Linked DNA regions of Homo sapiens: region 2 is linked to region 1. A link is a loop called in an ENCODE intact Hi-C map of the cell type or tissue named here. Cell type or tissue: breast epithelium. All regions are shown on one strand. Region 1 holds the start of LOC105373386 (a long non-coding RNA gene). Region 2 holds the start of DNASE1L1 (deoxyribonuclease 1 like 1).

The links. Hi-C counts contacts between places; a loop is a spot of excess contacts. Peaks named below come from ENCODE experiments on the same cell type or tissue, not always from the same donor. Only the 100,000 strongest peaks of a DNase experiment are listed, where the experiment ranks them.
Region 2: it touches region 1 in a loop (8-fold over the local background); 3 of 110 quality-filtered maps call a loop at or near these places.

The regions. Positions count from the first base shown.
Region 1 is chrX:154,333,414-154,341,413 of GRCh38, forward strand. It overlaps LOC105373386 (a long non-coding RNA gene), which reads right to left and starts at 2,115. Exons shown (of 2, transcript XR_001755979.2): 1 at 1,599-2,115; 2 at 542-861. RefSeq lists an enhancer at 660-879. In breast epithelium, no CTCF peak of the experiment used is centred here; no DNase peak of the experiment used is centred here; H3K27me3 peaks cover 1,601 bases.
Region 2 is chrX:154,405,667-154,413,666 of GRCh38, forward strand. It overlaps DNASE1L1 (deoxyribonuclease 1 like 1), which reads right to left and starts at 3,588. Exons shown (of 8, transcript NM_001303620.2): 1 at 3,446-3,588. TAFAZZIN (tafazzin, phospholipid-lysophospholipid transacylase) reads left to right here and starts at 5,873. Exons shown (of 11, transcript NM_000116.5): 1 at 5,873-6,286; 2 at 6,420-6,548; 3 at 7,541-7,586; 4 at 7,816-7,901. The coding sequence starts at 6,178. RefSeq lists silencers at 5,860-6,399, 7,745-7,918. In breast epithelium, no CTCF peak of the experiment used is centred here; DNase peaks (open chromatin) are centred at 3,695, 5,835 and 6,445; H3K4me3 peaks cover 3,385 bases; H3K27ac peaks cover 3,388 bases; H3K27me3 peaks cover 2,743 bases.

The DNA.
Region 1 (8,000 bases):
GCTGGAAATTCATCACTTTGGGAATCTGTAACTGGCACAATAAAATGTGTTTGATTGTCAGAACTGTCAGCCCTGCAAGTACAAGGAGTAAGGGAACTTTGAGGCCTTTCCTGGAAGCACCCTGGTTCTGTTACTGTGGCTTGAGCTGAGAGTTAGGGAGCCTGAGCCCATTGTGTCTTCATGGTACATAGTCAGGGCCACTAAGGATCATCCCATACCACAGCCCTCATAGCCATCCGTGACCACCATGACAAGTCAGGTGCAGCAAGGACTTGAGCTCCCTGGTGCTTGTTTCAGTTGGCCCATCATCCCAAGCAACCGAAGTGACAGCTAGATTAATTGTGAAGCCACTGCAGGCCATGGATGGCTCATGCCCCACTTCCCACTGGGAAAATGCTCAACCCTGCACTCCAGCCCAAAGGCAGGACCAGACCAATCGCCAGATTCCATGTGCATAGGCCTTTTCTTCCAGAACCTTACCCAGGGCCAGTTCTGGATTAGTCAGGAACCAGTTAGGAGACAAAAATACATACCTAGTATCTCAAGAAAGGGAAGTGAAAGCGTATTTACTTGGGGTTTGAGGGCTGAAAGTGCAAAAGGGATACTGAAGTAACAGAGTTGGTGAAGGAAGAAGCTACAACCCCCAGAGCAGGGAGGCAAAAATAAAGATGTTGGGGTGACCAGGAGTCTAGTACTGAGCCTGGGAGCATGGAAGGCCTAGGGCTCTGGACCTCGAGGAGGGGCTGCTGCAGTGCGTCACAGAAGGAGGAAGCCACATCATCTGCTAAGAACGGGGCAGGAGGAAGTGTCTTTGGCATCGTCTTCCAGGTCACTCATTCTGTGTTCAGGGGCATCAATTTGCTGTTGAGTCCATTGGATGAGATTTTCATTGCAATGACTAGGCTTATGTACGTGCTGCTTTTCAAATCTCCCTGGATTTCTAACTCTTCTCTTTTGTATCTCTTTCTTTCTACCCTTAGGTTGTTGTGTCAGAGAGACTATTAGAGATCTGAGAAGTCAGTAGCTTTACATCACAATAATGCAAACATCTATGAGAACTGCTCTGTGATCTGCTGAGAATTCTAAGCTGGTCAGTCTGTGCTTGCAGAGTTCAGCCGATCAGGCCCGAGAGGAGAACAGCGGTTCTCATTTTACCCTCCTCTGTTTTTCGCGTGATGACCCGAGGCCTGGGAGATACTGAGCCAGACTTGCCTCCGACTCCTTCCTTCCACATGCATCACACTCCACACACCACACACCACACACCACGGGGAATCTCCAAAGGGCAGGAGTGGGAGGGAGTGCAGCAAAGCCGAGAAAGGGCTCAGGCTCTGGAGCCCAACTTCATGAGTCACATTTCCCTCCTGTTTTTGTCTGAAAATGGGGGTAACACTGGCACCGACATCCTAGGGCTGCTGTGAGGAGGGGGTGGATGCTCCCAGCCATTGCTGACAATGATGTGATTGGGGATCTTTGAGGATTCCACCCCGGAACCCTGACAGGTCCAGCCTTACTCTTTGACCTGCCCACTGACTCTACTCTCCATGACGGTGGCCAGTGCTGTCATCGTGAGGCTGTGGGCCCCACTTCAGCTTTACCTCCAAAAGTCCTGTGGCAGAATCCTGGGGTGACGTGTCCCCTCTATGGAAGGTAGGTTGTCTCTGCCAGGATCCCAGCAGTATGACCGCACTAAGGAGGCAAGGTGATCTATCAGCCAGGGCTCACAGAGACCTGAGCCTTTTCCCCGTGCCTGTGGGCAGGCAGGCCGTGCTGGAGGGTGCTCAGGGCACCTGCTGGGAGGCAGGCAGATTCCTTCTCACCTGCTCACGCAGACCCAGGCTGACATGGACCTGCTATCCCTGAGCTCCCTGTGCTGAGGCAGCGCTCACCTCATCTTTCCTTTATCCCGGAAGTAACCTTGCAAAAACACTGGGTTGAGCTGAGGGGTTCCGTTCGGCACACTCACCTGAAGGCACAAGGCCTCCTGACCCAGAGGCCATCAAGACCAAGTGCAGCAAGCTGCTTCTGCACGGCCCCAGCGTCAGGTCCTGCTTAGGCCTGTTTTTTTTTGGTTGTTTCTATTTTTTTCTCTGTATTTAGAGATGGGGTCTCACCTCGTTGCCCAGGCTGGTCTCCAGTGATCCTCCTGCCTCAGCCTCCAAAAATTCTGGGATTACAGGTGTGATCCACCGAGTCCCGACCCCTCTGTGTTTTCATTTGCTCTTTGTTTCCACCCAGGGACGGCCCTCACTCACCTGTGGCCCAGGTATGCTTGAAATGACACAACTACAAGTTGTATCATTGCTCCTTTCCTTGCCTTCTCCCAAACTCCACTAAGGATGCATGGAGGACAGGCGATGGGGTCTAACAGGTGTGATGCTCATCCCAGCCTAGTTAGCACTGGCTCATGTAACCTAGACCACAGGCCATAGCTGGACAGGGGTGGCGGGGCGACCTGCCCAGCTTGGGTCAATCAGGAATTTGTAACGGGCACTCAGAAATCTCACCTACAGCTGGGTGAGGTGGCTCACGCCTGTAATCCCAAGACTTTGGGAGGCCAAGGTGGGCAGATCACGAGGTCAGGAGTTCGAGACCAGCCTGGCCAACATGGTGAAACCACGTCTACTAAAAATACAGAAATTAGCCGGGCATGGTGGAACGTGCCTGTAATCTCAGCTACCCAGGGGGCTGAGGCAGGAGAATCTGGCTTGAACCTGGGAGGTGGAGGTTTGAGTGAGCCAAGATCACACCACTGCACTCCAGCCTGGGACCACAGAGCAAGACTCTTCTGTCTCAGAAAAAAGAAAAACAACAAAGAAATTGCACCTACAGTCTCCTCACTCTCTAGTGGGCATTAAAATGAACTTTCTGTAGCCAGTTTGGGCAGAGGGAGGATACAGCCTAATCCTGGGTGCCCTAGAAGGTCGTGCAGGCTGTTCTCGGCACAAGGACACCTTCCTGGGGAGCCAGAGGGCTGAAATCCCTCCCGTGTCCTCGCCTCCAGCCGAGTACCTGCCCCGAGAGCAGAGTGCCTCTTGCTGATCCGCACATAAGCCTGCAGGGGTGGGTGGGGGCCCTGGAGCCCAGACAGGCACCAAGGAATCTTGCAGCCCTACAAGGTGAGGACGGGGGAACTGTCGGAGTTCCACCTGTTGGCTCCTCTCCCTCCTGACCTTCCCACGGGAATCCTTCCAACCGTTGGCTCAAAGAAATTGAAGTGGGTTTCTCCATTGCTACCCTCGCCATCTAGGACTCCACTGTCCTTTTTTTTTTTTTTTTCTGAGATGGAGTTTCGCTCTTATTGCCGAGGCTGGAGTGCAATGGCACAATCTTGGCCCACCGCAACCTCTGCCTCCCGGGTTTGAGCGATTCTCCTGCCTCAGCCTCCCGAGTAGCTGGGATCACAGGCATGTGCCACCATGCCTGGCTTATTTTGTATTTTTAGTAGAGACAGGGTTTCTCCATGTGGGTCAGGCTGGTCTCAAACTCCTGACTTCAGGTGATCTGCCCGCCTCAGCCTCCCAATGTGCTGGAATTACAGGTGTGAGCCACCACGCCCGGCTTTTTTTTTTTTTTAATTGAGACAGGTTCTTGCTCTGTTGCCCAGACTGGAATGCAGTGGCATGATCAACACTCACTGCAGCCTCGAACTCCTGGGCTCCAGAGATGCTCTTGCCTCAGCTTCCCAATCAGCTGGGACTACAGGCACACGCCACCATGCCTGGATAACTTTTTTTTTCTTTTGTAGAGATGGGGCCTTGTTAGGTTGCCCAGACTGGTCTTAAACTGCTGGAGCCAAGTGATCCTCCTGCCCTAACCCTAACCCAAAGTGCTGGGATTACAGGCAGGAGCCAACGTGCTTGGCCAGACTCCATGGTCTCTTACCTGGACCAGGACGATGGCCCCACCCAGGCCCTCAGAACTGTGGGATGAGGTGTTTGCTTCTGGCTCACCCACGAGAAAGAAACTCCCGGAAGGAAGGGACCGTGTCTGGAGCGCTCCAACTCCAGGCCCCAGACTGCAGGTATCCCTTGCCAACAGAGCTGAGGCCAGCAGGGGAAACCATTCCTGCCACCTGGACTAAGAATGAGATCCTCTTGAAAAAAAACAATGTTAAGAAGTGGGCTCTTCCCATCACGCCACCAGAGTCCCAGGAAGCCAGGGATGTGGGTGTCTAATGGTCCGGGACAAGATGATGGGAAACTTCACATGGAGAAGAAAATGCCCAAGAATGACTGAAACTGTCTGCAAGGTCCTGCTAAGGGAGCTGGCAGGTGCACCAGGTATGGCGAGATGCAAAGCAAGGAGCCCACTGCATCGTTCCCTGGAAGGACAAGTGCAGAGGAGACCACAGATGCCTGCGCATTTAGCAGGAGTATGGCAGTGCCATCATGGGGGAAAGGCTGTGTGACAAATGGTATGGAGGAGACTGACTGTCCCTTAGAAAATGGGAAAGGAGCCAGGCGCGGTGGCTCACGCCTGTCATCCCAGCACTGTGGGAGGCCGAGGCGGGGGGATCACTTGAGGTCAGGAGTTCAGGACCAGCTTGGCCAACACGGTGAAACCCCGTCTCCACTAAAAATACAAAAAGTAGCCAGGCATGCTGGCGTGCGCCTTTAGTCCCAGCTACTCGGTAGGCTGAGGTGGGAGAATTGCTTAAACCCAGGAGGTGAATGTTGCAGTGAGCCGAGATCGCGCCACTACACTCCAGCCTGGGTGACAGAGTGAGACTCTTTCAAAAAAAAAAAAAAAAAAAGAACAGAACAAACATAAGAAAATGAAACATCAGTGTTCTTGAACCCAGCAATCCTACCCCTTGATAACCTCAGCAAGAGCAATTCTCCCTTCTCGCTAAGGCCACATTCCGTGCCATGGCCTTCGTGGCATGGTTTGTGGCACACCAGGAGCTGAAGCCCTGGGGTTGCATCACTCAGGGTGGGAATGATCAAATGTGTTGCATCCAAGCTCTGAAATCCTCTGCAGGAGCACAGGAGTCAACTGTACGTCTCCAGGGCCACAGACAAAGAGCTGAGAAACCCTGTTGAATGACGGAAGCAGTCAGCAGAATAGGAATGCAGCACAGGGACAGTTACGGTGGGCAAAACCATACACACAAAAAATCCACAGGTGCAGGGCAGTGGCTCACGCCTGTCATCCAAGCACTTTGGGAGGCCGAGACGGGCAGATCGCTTGAAGCCAGAAATAGGAGACCAACCTGGGCAACAGGGTGAGACCTCGTCTCTACAAAAAAATAAAATTAGCTGGCGTGGTGGCACATGCCTGTAGTCCTAGTTACTCCAGAAGCTGAGGTGGGAGGATCACTTGAGTCTGGGACATCAAGGCTGCCGTGAGCTATGATCACACCACTGCACTCCAGCCTGGGTGACAAAGCGAGGCCCTGTCTCAGAAAACTAAAATACAATTGAACAAACACATTCCAAATGACACCACATTTTAAATGACCCCTTTGGGAGGGAGGGGAACAGGACTAGGAAACAGGGAAGAAGGAAAAAGCGAAAAGCTACAGTTCTCCCATCTAATTTTCAGCTACCTAAAAAGCTGTTAGCCCAAAAGGTGCTGGTGAGGCTGTGGGTAAACGCTGAGGGTACAATGCGAGGGACGGACAGTATCAAAGGTAGGGTCTTTAGGGGAGGCAATTCCCTAGTGTCTCTTACAATTTTAAATGCAGGCCACACAAGGTGGGACACATCTGTAAAACCAGCACTTTGAGAGGCCAAGGAGGGAGGACTTGAGCCCAGGGGTTCAAGACCAGCCTGGGCAACACAGTGAGACCCTGTCTGTACAAAAAGAAGTTTTCTAAAAAAGCCAGGGATGGTGGCACACACTTGTGGTCCCAGCAGCTCAGGAGGCTGAAACAGGAAGATCACTTGAGCCCAGGAGGTTGAGGCGGTGGTGAGCTGTGATCGAGCCACTCCACTCCAGCCTGAGCGACAGACTGAGATCCTGTCTCAAAAAAAAAAAATTTTTTTTTTTAATGTACATATATCTCGACCCAGCAATTCCACTTACAGGTAATTATTCTAGAGAGAGATGGATGCACGTTCAAGGCTGTGTTCATAGTAAATGCAAGGTAGAAATAATAATGCTTTAAAAGTACATCAAATGGAGGCCCGGTGCAGTGGCACATGCCTGTAATCCCAGGTACTCGGGAGGCTGAGGCAGGAGAATCACTTGAGCCCAGGAGGTGGAGGTTGTGGTGAGCTGAGATCACGCCATTGCACTCCAGCCTGGGCAACATGAGTGAAACTCTCTGTCTCAAAAAAAGAAAAAAAAAAGTTTAAAGTACATCAGGCCGGGCGCGGTGGCTCATGCCTGTAATCCCAGCACTTTGGGAGGCCGAGGCTGGTGCATCACTGAGGTCAGGAATTTGAGACCAGCCTGACCAACCCAGGTGAGAGGTGAGAGGATCCCTTCAGCCTGGGAGGCAAAGGTTGCAATGAGCCGAGATGGTGCCATTGCACTCAGCCTGGGCGACAAGAGTGAGACTCTATCTCAAAAACAAAAAAGTTGAAATTATAAAAAAGCTAAAACAAACAAAACAAAATCACTACAAAACGTGTAGCATAACGGTTTTTTTTTGTTTTTGTTTTTCAGACGGAGTCTCACTGTGTCACCCAGGCTGGAGTGCAGTGGTGCGATCTCGGCTTGCTGCAACCTTCACCTCCCGGGTTCAAGCGATTCTTCTGCCTCAGCCTCCCGAGTAGCTGGGACTACAGGCACACGCCACCACGCCCAGCTAATTTTTGTATTTTTAGTAGAAACGAGGTTTCACCATATTAGCCAGGCTGGTCTCGAACTCCTGACCTCGTGATCCACGCGCCTCAGCCTCCCAAAGTGCTGGGATTACAGGCGTGAGCCACCGCGCCCGGCCGCATAATGGGTCTTAACTTGGCTAATTATGTGGGTGATTGCACAGAAAAATAGTATAAATAACTTCATGCTTTTTTATACATGGGATAACTTGCTTCAAGTTGTTTCAAAAACGTTTTTTTTTTTTTTTTTTTTGAGACAGAATCTTGCTCTGTCACCCAGGCTGGAGTGCCGTGGTGCGATCTCGGCTCAGTGCAACCTCTGCCTCCTGGGTTCAAGCGATTCTCCTGCCTCAGCCTCCTGAGTAGTTGGGATTATAGGCGAGGGCGCCACCACGCCCGGCTAATTTTATATTTTTATTAGAGACAGAGTTTCACTATGTTGGTCAGGCTGGTCTCAAACTCCTGACCTCAAACGATCCACCCGCCTCGGCCTCCCGAAGTGCTGGGATCACAGGCGTGAGCCACCGCGCCCGGCCTCAAACACCTCTCAATGATTCGCTTGAGTATGTGTAAAGTGATGCACAGGCCACCCTGAAGACCTTGGTGGTTTCTATTGAAACTACACATCAAGCCGGGCGCGGCGGCCGGTGCGCGGTGCCCAGAATCCCAGCACTTTGTGAGGCTGGGGTGGATCACCTGAGCCCAGGAATCCCAGACCAACCTGGGCGAAAAAGCGAGACCCCATCTCTACAAAAAGTAAAAAATTAGCCGGACATGGTGGTGGCGTGCGCCTGTAGTCCCAGCTACACGGAAGGCTGAGGCTGGAGGTTGAAGCCCTCGCTGGGGTGGAGAGGTCAAGGCTGTAGTGAGCCCTCATCGCGCCACTGCACTCCAGACTGGGCGCAGAGTGAGACCCTGACTCAAAAAGAAAGAAAAGGAAAGAAAGAAGGAAAGAAAGGAAGAAAGAAAGAGAATTACAAATAAAGCTACACATCCACTTCTACACTTCTGCGTGGACTCGAGCGTTCAAGATGGGCGTGGCAACCCGATGACAGGAAACCCTACACGGGCGTGCTCCCAGCAGGCTCCTCCGTGAGGGCCACCAGCCACGGGAAACCACGACCTTGTCCCTCACCAGCAAAAGCTCAGCCTGCGGCTCCGCGAGCGTGGACCGTTCCGTGGCCATGAGCGGGAAGAACCACGGGCCCCCGCCAGGGGCTGGGATGG
Region 2 (8,000 bases), 72 kb after region 1:
AACAGAGAAAGTGGCACTAGCTGCTGCCCAGCACCAGCCTCCCAGTGACCTCCCGAGATCATACCACTGCACTCCAGCCTGGGTGACAGAGTGAGACTCTGTCTCCAAAAAAAAAAATTGTTTTTGAGACAGAGTCTTGCTCTGTGAAGATCAAGCCAAGATCGCACCACTGCACTCCAGCCTGGGCGACAATAAGACTCCGTCTCAAAAAAAAGTGAAATCCTACAGTATTTGTCTTTTTGTGACTGGCTCATTTCACTGAGCAAAATGTCCTCAAGGGTCATTCATGTTGGAGCATATGTCAGAATTTTTTTTTTTTTTTTGAGACGGAGTCTCACTCTGTCGCCCAGGCTGGAGTGCAGTGGCGCAAACGCGGCTCACTGCAAGCTCCGCCTCCTGGGTTCACGCCATTCTCCTGCCTCAGCCTCCCGAGTAGCTGGGACTACAGGTGCCTGCCACACGCCCGGCTAATTTTTTGTATTTTTAGTAGAGATGGGGTTTCACCATGTTAGCCAGAATGGTCTTGATCTCCTGACCTCGTGATCTGCCCGCCTCGGCCTCCCAAAATGCTGGGATTACAGGCGTGAGCCACCGCACCCGGCTGTAGAATTTCTTTCCTTTTCATGGCTGAATCATATTCCATTGTCTGGGCATCTGGGTAGACCACATTTTGTTCATTCATTCATTCATCCATCCATCTGGTTTTTTTTTTTTTTTTTTGAGACGGAGTTTCGCTCTTGCTGCCCGGGCTGGAGTGCAATGGTGCGATCTCGGCTTACTGCAACCTCTGCCTCCCAGGTTCAAGCGATTCTCCTGCCTCAGCCTCCCAAATAGCTGGGACTACAGGCACGCTCCACCACGCCCAGCTAATTTTGTATTTTTAGTAGAGATGGGGTTTCTTCATGTTGGTCAGGCTGGTCTCGAACTCCTGACCTCAGGTGAACTGCCCACCTTGGCCTCCCAAAGTGCTGGGATTACAGGTGTGAGCCACCGTGTCCTTTTTTTTTTTTTTTTTTTTTTTTAAATAGAGACAAGGTCTCACTATGTTGCCCAGGCTGGTCTTGAACTCCTGGGCTCAAGCAATTCTCCTGCCTCAGCCTGCTAAAGTGCTGGGATTGCAGGAATGAGCCCTGGTGCCCCAGCCTCATGCATCTCTTGACCTCGTGATCTGCCCGCCTCGGCCTCTCAAAGTGCTGGGATTACAGGCGTGAGCCAGAGCGCCCAGCCCCTGCTTTCAGTTCTTTTGGGTATATACCCAGAAGTGGAATTGCTGGATCATATGGTAGTTCTAGTTTTAATTTTCTGAGGAAGTGTCATATTGGTCTCCATGGTGACTGCACCATTTTACGTTCTCGCCAACAGTGCACAAGCGGTCAAGCTTATTCTTTTATTGTTTATTTATTTGGGACAAAGTCTTGCTCTGTCGCCCAGACTGGAGTGCAATGGTGCCATCACAGCTCACTGCAGCCTCCTGAATTCTATGTTTCCCAGGCTGGTCTCAAACTGCTGGACTCAAGTGATCTTCCTACCTCAGCCTCCCAAAGTGCTGGGATTTTTTTTTTTTTTTTTTTTTTTTTTTTTTTTTTTTTTGAGACAGAGTCTCACTCTGTCGCCCAGACTGGAGAGCAGTGGCGTGATCTCGGCTTACTGCAACCTCAGCCTCCTGGGTTCAAGCAACTCCCTGCCTCAGCCTCCCGAGTAGCTGGGATTACAGGCACCCACCACCACGCCCAGCTAATTTTTATATTTTTTAGTAGAGACAGGGTTTCACCATCTTGGCCAGGATGGTCTCGAACTCCTGACTTCAGGTGATCAGCCGGCCTTGGCCTCCCAAAGTGCTGGGATTACAGGTGTGAGCCACTGCGCCCAGCCAGTGCTGGGATATTATAGGCCTGACCCACTGCGCCTGGCCTAGTCTACCTTTTTTTTTTTTTTTTTTTTTTTTTTTGAGATGGAGTCTTGCTCTGTCACCAGGCTGGAGTGCAGTGGCGTGATCTTGGCTCACTGCAACCTCTGCCTTCCGGGTTCAAGTGATTCTCCTGCCTCAGCCTCCTGAGTAGTTGGGGCTACAGGCGTGAGCCACCGCGCCCGGCCCCCCCCCTTTTTTTTTTTTTTTTTTTTGATAGTCTCATTCTGTTGCTCAGGCTGGAGGGCAGTAATGTGATCTCAGCTCACTGCAACCTCCACCTTCCAGGCTCAAGTGATGCTCTCACCTCAGCCTTCCGAGTAGATGGGACTACAGGTGCATGCTGCCACACCAAGCTAATTTTTTTTTTCTTTTTTTGAGATGGAGTCTCACTCTGTCTCCCAGGCTGGAGTGCAGTGGCTTGATCTCAGTTCACTGCAACCTCCGTCTCCCAGGCTCAAGAGATTATCCTGCCTCAGCCTCCCAAGTAGCTAGGATTACAGGCACGTGCCACCACACCCGGCTAATTTTTGTACTTTTAGTAGAGACAGGGTTTCACCATGTTGGCCAGGCTGGTCTCAAACTCCTGACCTCAAGTAATCCTCCCACCTCAGCCTCCCAAAGTGCTGGAATTACAGGTGTGAGCCACCGCGCCCGGCTACCAAGCTAATTTTTAAAATTTGTTTGGAGAGATGGGGTTTCACCATGTTGTTCCAAGACCCCAGTGCTTTTCGCCTCCATTAGCAACTACAGGAACATCTTCGTTCATCTCTGTCTCCCCACTTGTGAGATGTTCTCTTTAAGATAAACTCCCGGCAGTGAAGGGTGTGTGCATTTTAAAAGGTCTCAGATATGGCCAAATCATCCCCATTGCAACCTGTGATGGGGACTCTTTCCCATGCCCCTGCCACCACTGGGGAGCCCTTCTTGTTCATCTCACCAGCTGGAGCCCCCCTCTCTCAGTTTATCTTTGTCTCACACTCACCTGACCTTGCAGGGCTCGGCTCCTTGCTCCACGCCCTGTCCATGTGGCTTTTGCATCCTGAGGCATGAGTTCCTCTGCTCTGTCTGCCTGCTTTTCTCTATCAACCTGTCACCTTCCCTTCGGGCTCACTTCCTACCTCTCTGAGGCTCTGTCCGTCTCTGTCTCACTTTCCCTCTCGTCTCTGGTTTCCCTTCTCTGTCTCTCTGTTGCGGTGTCTCTCTCCTGGCTGGGTTTGATGTCTGTTTCTCCCTGACCACCTGCTCTGTCACTCATGCTAGTTTGGGTTCCCTACCCTGGTGCCTATTCTGGGATATACATGGGTATGTGGGCAGCCCTGGGCTGGCACATGCAGCCTTGGAGGCTCTGGCGTCAGGGACCCCCATGAGGGCTACCAGTAAGAACCAGAGAGAGCGACGGTTCCTGGCTTCAGCCCCAAACCCTGGCTGTCAATATCAGCCTTGGTGGGAGCCCTAGGCTTCCCTCTCCCTCTCAAACCCTCCCCAGGCAGAAGGCAACTTCCTCCCTTCTTCCGTCTCCCCAGGGGGCTCCCATACCTGCTCAGACCAGCTTGTCACCAAGTCTGCCTCATCCTTAAGTGGATCGCGATACCCCAGAAGAGCAGCTCCTGCCTGAATAGGGCTAGGAGGGGAAAAAAAAGAGGAAGAGGCTGTGTTCCTGAGCCACCCGGCCAGGAAGGGCCTGGCTGGGCCGGACGCCCCACCCTTGCCAACAGGCAGGCCCGCCCCGTCTCCGCCTCGCCGCCAACAAGGAGGACCAGCACCAGGCCTGGGAACTGCTGACCTGCCCGCCCACCTTCCCACCCAGACCCCGCCTTCCCGGGCCAGCGGGACATGACAGACCTGTGAGTCACTCAAGCCTGGGGCAAGGAGGGGCTGGTGCCTGAGTGAGACCCCGAGCTTCGCTCGCCAGGCCCGTCGCTCAGCTCCCGGTCTGGGTCCCCAGTCAGCAGTTGCTGGGGAAGGCGCAGGAGCTGGAAGTCATGCCTGATGCCACGAGACCGGGCACCCCAAGGGCGTGAGTCTTCTGTCCCTGTTGTTGGGTTCTGAGTCCCAGTGTGGCTGCACACTTCTGAGTTAGGGGTGTTTGATGCAAGCGCTCTGGAGACCCAAAGAGAGGGACAGTCCACACATGATCTGGCCACAGTCGTGAAGTCAAGGGAGGACTGAGGATCTGCCCCAGAGAGGAGGAGACCCAGGGAGCTGGCAGTCCAACGTCCTGGGGGTCCTGCAGTAATGCTGTTGGGACAAATGAGGTGCTCGGACAGGGTCTGTGAGCAGGAGGTGGGGCTGAATCCACTCAGCTTCTCATGGGATGGCTGTAGCTAATGGATTCGACGTGGTAATAGAAGGCTGGACAAATTTTAAAAAATCAATAAATTATGGGCTGGGCGTGGTGGCTCATGCCTGTAATCCCAGCACTTTGGGAGGCTGAGGCGGGTGGATACGAGGTCAGGCGTTCAAGACCAGCCTGGCCAACATAATGAAACCCGTTTCTACTAAAAATACAAAAAATTAGCCCGGCGTGGTGGTGGGCGCCTGTAATCCCAGCTACTCAGGAGGCTGAGGCAGGAGAATTGCTTGAGCCTGGAAGGCGGAGCTTGCAGTGAGCCGAGATCACACCACTGCACTCGCACTCCAGCCCGGGCGACAGTGCGAGACTCCATCTCAAAAAAAAAAATCAATAAATTATGGTTTAAAAATAAAAAACAGGCCAGGTAGGATGACTCACACTTTGGGAGGAGAGGCAGACAGATCACCTGAGGCCGGGAGTTCGAGACCAGCTTGACCAACATGAAGAAACCCAGCCTCTACTAAAAATACAAAAATTAGCCAGGTGTGGTGGCTTGCGCCTGTAATCCCAGCTACTCAGGAGGCTGAGACAGAAGAATCGCTTGAACCTGGGAGGCAGAGGTTGCAATGAGCTGAGATCTCGTCACTGCACTCCAGCCTGGGCAACAGAGCAAGACTCTGTCTCAAAAATAAAAATAAATAAAAATAAAAATAAAAAACTGCCGGGTGCGGTGGCCCATGCCTGTAATCCTAGCACTTTGGGAGGCTGAGGTGGGTGGACTGCCTGAGCTCAGGAGTTCGAGACCAACCTGGGCAACATGGTGAAACCCCATCTCTACTAAAATACAAAAAAAAAAAAAAATTAGCCGGGCGTGGCGACCTGCGCCTGTAGTCCCAGCTACTCAGGAGGCTGAGGCAGGAGAATAGCTTGAACCCGGGAGGCGGAGGTTGCAGTGAGCCGAGATTGTGCCACTGCACTCCAGTCTGGCGACAGAGCGAGACTCCTAAAAAAATAATAATAAATAAATAAATATAAAATAAAAATAAAAAACTGGCTGCTTAATGCATAGGGGGCTTTCTTTCCGGGTCATGAATATGTTTCAGAACTAGAGGTAGTAGCTGACATTGTGACTGTATCAGATGGTATAAAATACTGTTTCTTGTATTACATATGATACACAATATGTTTGTATATATTGCTGTATATATTGTATATTTTGCCATACAGTAGATTATACATTGCTACATACACATAGTATCATGTAGTACTGTAACTATGTCAAATTGTATATGTGGCTGGGCGGGGTGGCTCACGGCTGTCATCCCAACACTTTGGGAGGCCGAGGCGGGTGGATCAGAGTGTGATGGCGGGCGCCTGTGGTCCCAGCTACTCGGGAGGCTGAGGCAGGAGAATCGCTTGAGTCTGGGAGATCGAGGCTGCAGTGAGCCATGATCCCATCACTGCACTCCAGCCTGGGTCTGGCTGGACCCTGTGTCAAACAAAAAACAGAAACACTAGAGAGACAAAAGGCGAGCGCAGGAGGCTGCCAGGAAGCGGGAGCCCCACGGGGTGACGGCCACTTCCCGCCGCCCCGGGGCTGGCCTCGCTGCCGTCAAGCGGCCCGTGCGCGCTTTGCGACAGTCGGTCGGGCTGGGCACCGGCGCAGGTTCGCTTTCCGGCGGTTGCACCGGGCCGGGGTGCCAGCGCCCGCCTTCCCGTTTCCTCCCGTTCCGCAGCGCGCCCACGGCCTGTGACCCCGGCGACCGCTCCCCAGTGACGAGAGAGCGGGGCCGGGCGCTGCTCCGGCCTGACCTGCGAAGGGACCTCGGTCCAGTCCCCTGTTGCGCCGCGCCCCCGTCCGTCCGTGCGCGGGCCAGTCAGGGGCCAGTGTCTCGAGCGGTCGAGGTCGCAGACCTAGAGGCGCCCCACAGGCCGGCCCGGGGCGCTGGGAGCGCCGGCCGCGGGCCGGGTGGGGATGCCTCTGCACGTGAAGTGGCCGTTCCCCGCGGTGCCGCCGCTCACCTGGACCCTGGCCAGCAGCGTCGTCATGGGCTTGGTGGGCACCTACAGCTGCTTCTGGACCAGTGAGTGGGCCCAGGCCGAGGCAGGCCCGCCCGGGTACCCATGCCCGGCCGGAGGTGGGACTTAGGGTGGGGGACGCCGCGGCCCCGACCTAGCGGGCGAGCCCGGAGCGCCTGACTTCTCCTTCCCCGCCAGAGTACATGAACCACCTGACCGTGCACAACAGGGAGGTGCTGTACGAGCTCATCGAGAAGCGAGGCCCGGCCACGCCCCTCATCACCGTGTCCAATCACCAGTCCTGCATGGACGACCCTCATCTCTGGGGTACCCGGGCCAGTGTGCTGGGCAGGGGGAGGAAAGGCGAGGATTCGGGACGGGCCCAGCCTCGTCAGAACAAACCCCTTCTCGCTGCCTTTTCATGGAGCCCTGGCACTCCGGTTTCCGGGCGTTCTGCCCCAGGGCTGAGACTTGGATTTGTGGCTCCTGCAGCATCCCTGAGGGAGCATGATTTGGAGAGGGCCTTGGGCATGGAGCAGGACCAAGGAACGGCCACAGGGCATATCTTACAGCTCCTTTAACGTCAGGCCTCCAGAACCCTCTGTTCTCTAAACCATCCAGGGCCCCACAGTCTTGGGAAAAATTTGGGGGTTGGACATAGGATATCCTGTGAGGAAGTTCTGGGCCAGGGACTGGAAGCCCAGTGTCCTGGCTTCAGGTTTGCCCCTGGCTGGGCGTGTACCGTTCAGCCCTATTTGGGAGCCTGGTTGCCACACCTAGAGGTTCCTGCTCTGCTGACTTCACAGGAAGTTGCTTGGCTCTGGTAACCAGATGGCCGGGTGGAGGGGTGCCTGGGGCTTCCACTCCTGAACAGAGAGCTTAACTGTCCTAGAGTTCATGGGGAGCCACCTAGCCACACTGGAGCCCTTCAGAGCTCACCCTGGCTGCTGGGTGGAGAAAGGCCTATAGATGTCACAGGTGGATCCTGGGAGGCCAGGAAGGAGGACTTGGAGCCATCCACTAGCCTAGACTGGGCTGGTTGCAGTGACAGTACAGGGAGAAGTATAGAAGAATGGGCATTGTCCAAGTATGTTGGGGAGGTAGGCAGTCCAGGTGCAGTGATTAGTAAGATGTGGAGGGTGGGGGAGAGGGAGGAGCCAGGGAGAACTGAATGATCTGGCCTAAGGGTCTGAAAGATGCCACTTTGGGCTGTAGGGAAATGGTAGTGCTGCTGTCCCTCATTCCCTGAGATGGGGTGAAGGAAGGGCACTCCCTGGGGATATGGGAAGTTGGGGCATGAAGCCTTTCCTGTCCTCTAGGGATCCTGAAACTCCGCCACATCTGGAACCTGAAGTTGATGCGTTGGTGAGGAGGAATGGGCCCCTCGAAGTGGGCCGGGCCGGCCCCACCTGCCTCTGCCCAGATTTGCCCTCCTCCTGCTCTGCCCAGGAGGTGGCGTCCAGCAGTCCAGGCAGGGCATGGGGTGGGGCCCCGCAGGCCCTCCCCTGTGCCTCCCTTCTGCATGCTGATGCTGGGGGCAGGGTGGTGGAGCGGGGTGCAGGGGGCAGGACTAATTGCATCTGTCCCTGCTTAGGACCCCTGCAGCTGCAGACATCTGCTTCACCAAGGAGCTACACTCCCACTTCTTCAGCTTGGGCAAGTGTGTGCCTGTGTGCCGAGGTGAGCTGCTCCTCCAGCGAGTGCAGGGAGGCACTTCTGGGGCAGGAAAGCTGGTGGCCAGTGTCTCTGTTTTGGAGGGACCTATGGGGGTAGGCATCC